Regions from separate parts of the Homo sapiens genome. Here region 1 is linked to region 2. The links are chromatin loops, found by intact Hi-C in ENCODE. Cell type or tissue: Calu3. All regions are shown on one strand.

What was found. A loop is a pair of places that touch in the nucleus more often than their neighbours do. Peaks named below come from ENCODE experiments on the same cell type or tissue, not always from the same donor. Only the 100,000 strongest peaks of a DNase experiment are listed, where the experiment ranks them.
Region 1: it touches region 2 in a loop (4-fold over the local background); 7 of 110 quality-filtered maps call a loop at or near these places.

Annotation. Positions count from the first base shown.
Region 1 is chr18:57,445,166-57,447,665 of GRCh38, forward strand. The region is part of intron 1 of ONECUT2 (one cut homeobox 2); the gene reads left to right. Among named protein-coding and RNA genes, the nearest start is that of ONECUT2, 11 kb to the left of the region's middle. RefSeq lists enhancers at 892-1,186, 985-1,129 and a cis regulatory region at 1,052-1,063. In Calu3, CTCF peaks have their summits at 1,385 (motif pointing left), 1,592 and 2,379 (motif pointing right); DNase peaks (open chromatin) are centred at 946, 1,356, 2,116 and 2,366.
Region 2 is chr18:57,560,512-57,563,011 of GRCh38, forward strand. FECH (ferrochelatase) reads right to left here. Exons shown (of 11, transcript NM_000140.5): 6 at 2,363-2,469. Among named protein-coding and RNA genes, the nearest start is that of FECH, 25 kb to the right of the region's middle. RefSeq lists a silencer at 2,339-2,500. In Calu3, a CTCF peak has its summit at 1,497 (motif pointing left); a DNase peak (open chromatin) is centred at 1,490.

The DNA of each region.
Region 1 (2,500 bases), 120 kb before region 2:
CCACAATTATTTTGGTTCATTTGTAGCAAATCAGAAAAAGGATTCTCCCCAGAAATGCAATATTTTGGACTCTGTATATGAGCATAAACACTGAAGTCACTTGAAAAGAGAGAGGATTTGGAGTTTTTGTGTTCTGCTGGATGTGGGAAGCAACGGGTAGAACTTTTGTTGTGGAGCAGAGTAGACGCAATAGGAATTGCCAGATATTGCTCAGTATCCCTCTTGCTTGTAGATATGAAAATGTAAGTCTCATTTGCCTCCAGAACCATCGGCACAATCCATTTCATTTCTTCCCTGATCCTTTTTTCCTGTCTAAATAACATCCATTTGTGATTTTTTTCAACACGGTACATGACCTGTTTCTAATTGGCTATCTCTTGGGTTGTTTTTGTACATTCATGTTTGTTTTATGTGATTGAAAAATATTAATGATTTCGTAGGTGAGCTAATGTATTTATCTGCTGAGCGAGTTCAAAGGGCAGAGTTCAGCTATGGTTCAGGTTAATTGAACAGGAAGCAGTGAGCTCTCCAGGCTGTGTTGAACAAGGGATCAGTCCCTTAAAATATCACACTCAGCAAACACAATTTCACTGTCTTCATCCTAGAGTCTGATGTAAAAGGCTCAGATCAACTTGGATCACTTGTTTAAAAAACCAAAGCAAAGCACAGTAACTGCAGCAATACCCTGGAGTCCCCCTCGGGGAAGAAGAGTTTTCTCATTGGCTAATTGCTTTATTGGTAGCACTGACCTGCAGAGCAGCTGCAGGAGCCTGGATGAAGGCTTAGGCCTCAGAATAATGTGCTCCATTAGAACAGGGCAAGGCATTTTTTGTTTACTCAATTGGAGCTCCCTGCAAAGTGCCATTAACCCCGGCCCAACTGCTTGTGTGCTGCAAAAGCCAAAGGTCACGCCAGTCAGTCTGTAGGCATAGCAGCTCTGCCCTGGTAGGAAGGTTGGGGTCGCATCCTGCTGGCACTGCCCTCCCAGGGGCTCGGGCCAGCCCTCTGGGCCCTTTCCAGAGTTTTGACTAAAGCAAGCAATTGCACAACTTGTTTACATTTCCCAACTGCTGAATCATGTTTTGATGATTAAACAGTTTTGATCTGAGCACCATCAATCACACACATACAGAAAATCCCCCCACTGCCCCTCTATTTTCTATTTATGTTCTCTTCATTACTGTGCATTACAGTAAACAGAATTGTGCAAACGGTGCTTTTAGCAGGAATATAGTTCTGATAAGTGCTTGGATCAAGGGGAAGACAGACCTCCAAACATGGCTGGGGGGCTGTTTGGTGGAAGAAAGGTTTCAAGTGGAGTCGGGGAGCACAGTCAGGGCTTCCACCGCCAGCAGGTGAACTAGAGTGCCACCTGCCGGGAGTCTTCTAACTGCACTAAGCCCTGCACCTTCCACAAGGTCCAAGCCCCTTCCTTCACTTTGTTCCTAATATCCTTGTCCCCATTCCCCACCCTGCAGATCACTACCCATGCAAGCATTATCTTCCTAGAAGTAGCTTAAAGGGCTTTTTCCTGGTCCTTTGAAACTGTAACCTCTGCCTCTTCTAATTCATTGCCAAGGAGAAATCAACAGTTCTGCTGTCATAGGTGAGGTGATTTGCCCATCCTGCACATTGAGGTAATAGTCTCCTGCTTAGTTGGACTGTGCTTGGGGGAAGAGAAGCAAAGAAAGCAAAAAATAGCCGTGGGAGGGAAAACGAATGATTATGTGTGGAAGAAAAATGGCTCCGTTGATTGTGCCAGTGAGGGCTGTGCCAACTGTAAGGTGTTCTGCAAAGATAAAATATTGTACAAAGGAGAGAGGATGGGAGAGAATTAGCATCTACAGGGAGGACATCGAGAAAGAGATATGCCAAATCAGCAAACTCGAGTTTAGGCTTTGTGAAATCCCCTGGAAAGAGAAAAAGTGAACCAGCCGTTTTGCAATTGCAAAGAAGTGAGCCAGTGAGCTAGACTTCGAGCCAGACTGTGGAGCTGGCTGTAGCTCTGTGGGTGGCAGCTATTTCCACACTTGCTTCACATGGACCCCTGCCTGGAGCCCCTGGTAGCAGAGCGCCTGTGGGTGGGTTGCTGCCTCCACGCCCCGGCGCAGGCTTCAGCACCACGAACAGCGCCATGGAGGAACGCTGTTTGAGCGAATTGGAGATGGACCCTCTACTGCGGTTAAATCCAGGCAAGAGCCTGACCAGTATCTCCAGCTCTGTAGGTCTCAGCGCCCCAGTGCAGGGCCTCATATTTTCCTCTGGAGCCCTGTGGCTTTTCAGCTCTCTGTGTGAGATCAGCGATAATAAAGGGAAGAGGAGGCGGCATCTGGGTGAGAAGACAAAAGATGCTGAAAGACTTTCCCTCTGAAGAGGAAGAGCATTACCACCGCTGGGGGGCGGGGGATTGAACTATTTTTCTCCATGTTGCTGCCTTCTGCAGGCATGATTGCCACCCTCAACGGGATGTTTTAGATTTAGGATTTCCTTTCAAGTGTTA
Region 2 (2,500 bases):
GTGATGGCACCTGCCTGTGGTCCCAGCTACTCAGCAGGCTGAGGCGGGAGGATCACCTGGGCCCAGAAGGTTAAGGTTGCAGTGAGCTATGATCGTTCCACTCAACTCCAGCCTGGGCAACAGAGTGAAACCCTGCCTCAAAATAATAATAATACAGTAATATAGGTAAAAGAGTAGATGAGAGTTCCTTATACTATTCTTAATCTTGTAACTTTTCTGCATATCTAAAATTATTTCTAAATGGTCCTTTGTAACTTTTTAAAAATTATAAAGGACAATTTATCAGAAACATGTAAATCTGCACTTGTTGGTATTTTGATACATCAGTGGTCAGTGAAAACTATGGGATAAGCAAACTATTCCCTAATAAATATTGAGATATTATTAATCTTTCCAGAACTCTCAAAATTTGGTAAATAAATATCCTAAGGCATAAAATGGTACCTAAAGTTAAGTTCCCTTTTCAGAATTTATAATGTAAATTCTCAGCAAATGTGACAGGATTAGATACAAACGAAACCAATATTTTCTGGTCTTTGCAGTGTTTGGAAACTAAAGATGCTCAGAAAGGATTATTTTTGGACCTCAGCCTAGATAAGGAGGCCCACTGCAAGGTTTATACAGGAGCCTAGAAGATAAATTTGCTCCAATTAACCCAACAGCTAAATAAATACCAATATTAGAGAAAACAGTAATAAAATGGCTATTTGGAGCAATTACTACCTATGCCAAGCAGAAATGTGGATTCAAAACAGAATTTGTAGTTTTAAACTATATTTTTCATTTTAGTTTAGGGTTTTGTTTTCTGGTTTCCAAAAATGTCATATCGTATCCAAAGCCTAGTGTTTTTCTTTTCTCGGCTTGCAAAGCTGCAAGTAAAAACACAAATCATATGGCTTGCAACAGCCTCTAAGCCATCTTCAAAACTGAGGCGCCATGGGCAAGGAGAAGTGCTATTTAAATCACCTAAAACCCATCTGCGGTATTTTCTACTCCCAACCTCTCTGCAGAATGAAAGAGGCACCGAGCCTCTCAGAGCCTTCAATCACACCATCTAGGAGGGCAGATAAATGCCTCTAAAATTCCCTTTCATTTTATGAACAGAGACTTCCTCAGTTAAGAGACCTTTCCATCGTTTTGCTTCCCTCCTTTTCAAAGGGCTGAATTTTAATGCAAATCTAATTACTCACTTGATCAGGGCAGGCAGATGCTGTGCAGATCCCTCCATTCCCTGCTACCACATGTCAATGCTGACCTGAAACCCCCCTCCTTTCCAATCGCAGGCCTCCCAAAGCAAAACCCAGGCTGCTGGTGCTTCAGGCAGTACTGGCTGGACCCAGCAACACAGCCATCAATGGTGCACACAGAGACCACAACTACACCCACCCCTAAGGGTAAGCTCCTTCTTTTCAGTTTTTACTTAAAATTGGATTTCAACCCAAGTGTTAACCCTTTACATGCCTAAGGAACACTGCTCTGGGGAGAGCTGGCCTGATTTCAATGATGTCTAGCACCATCTAGTGGTCACAGATTTAAATGACACCAGGCTTCTAAAGAAGTTGTTAGTAGGGTTTTTTGCCGGGAGTCAGAAAACGTTCAAGGAGTGAAAAATAAAATGGATCAAATCTAAATGACTTAATATTTCCCCTACCTAAAATAACTCAAAAGCAGAAACTTCTACTAGCAGAACAAAATTATATTTGCATAATTTAGGGCAATATTTTACCAATTGCCCTCCCATATTTGACAGGCAGAAAAGAATATGGTAACATCAGTTCAAAGCTATTAACTTTAGAACTGTAATTTTAACTTATTCTCCTAAAATCAAGCATCTGTTAATAAAAATATTATAAATATAAATTGCATAGAAGAAATATGAAATTTCTTTTAATATGTGAAACTTTCTCAATCGAAATGTTCAATTTATTTTCATGTCTCAGAACATGTAGATATATTACTTTTACATTATTAAAATCGTTTGACATTTTAAAGGATTTAGAAAGTAGAAAATTTAATTCGTTGGTCAGTCACTCAACCTACAAATGTAAGTTAGCTGAAACACCATGCACAATCTTTAATGCTCTTCTGGTCATAGGAAACACAAAACTCAAAATATCGTTTTGTTATGGTTTGGGACTAATAGCATTAATCTGAAGAAAGAAGAGTCTAGTCATTTTAATCTTTAAATGTATTTTCTCTTTTCATAATAAATCAAGAATATAATACTTTTATTTAATCCCAAACACACAATTTAAGCAAGGGAACAGTAAGGCTCAGAAGGACATCCACAAACCCAGAAGGGATGAGAAGCTGATTCACACTAGATGCTGGGGTGACAGGCAGCTGGCAAGCACTGGCTTACCTGGATGAGGAGGTGATGTGTGGGCCACCTGTCAATAGTGCTCCACTTCATCGTGGGCTTCCGTCCCACTTGATTATAGTATCTGTAAATGGCATTTAAGCTGCTGCCTGAAATATACAGAGACCACTTAGTAGATGC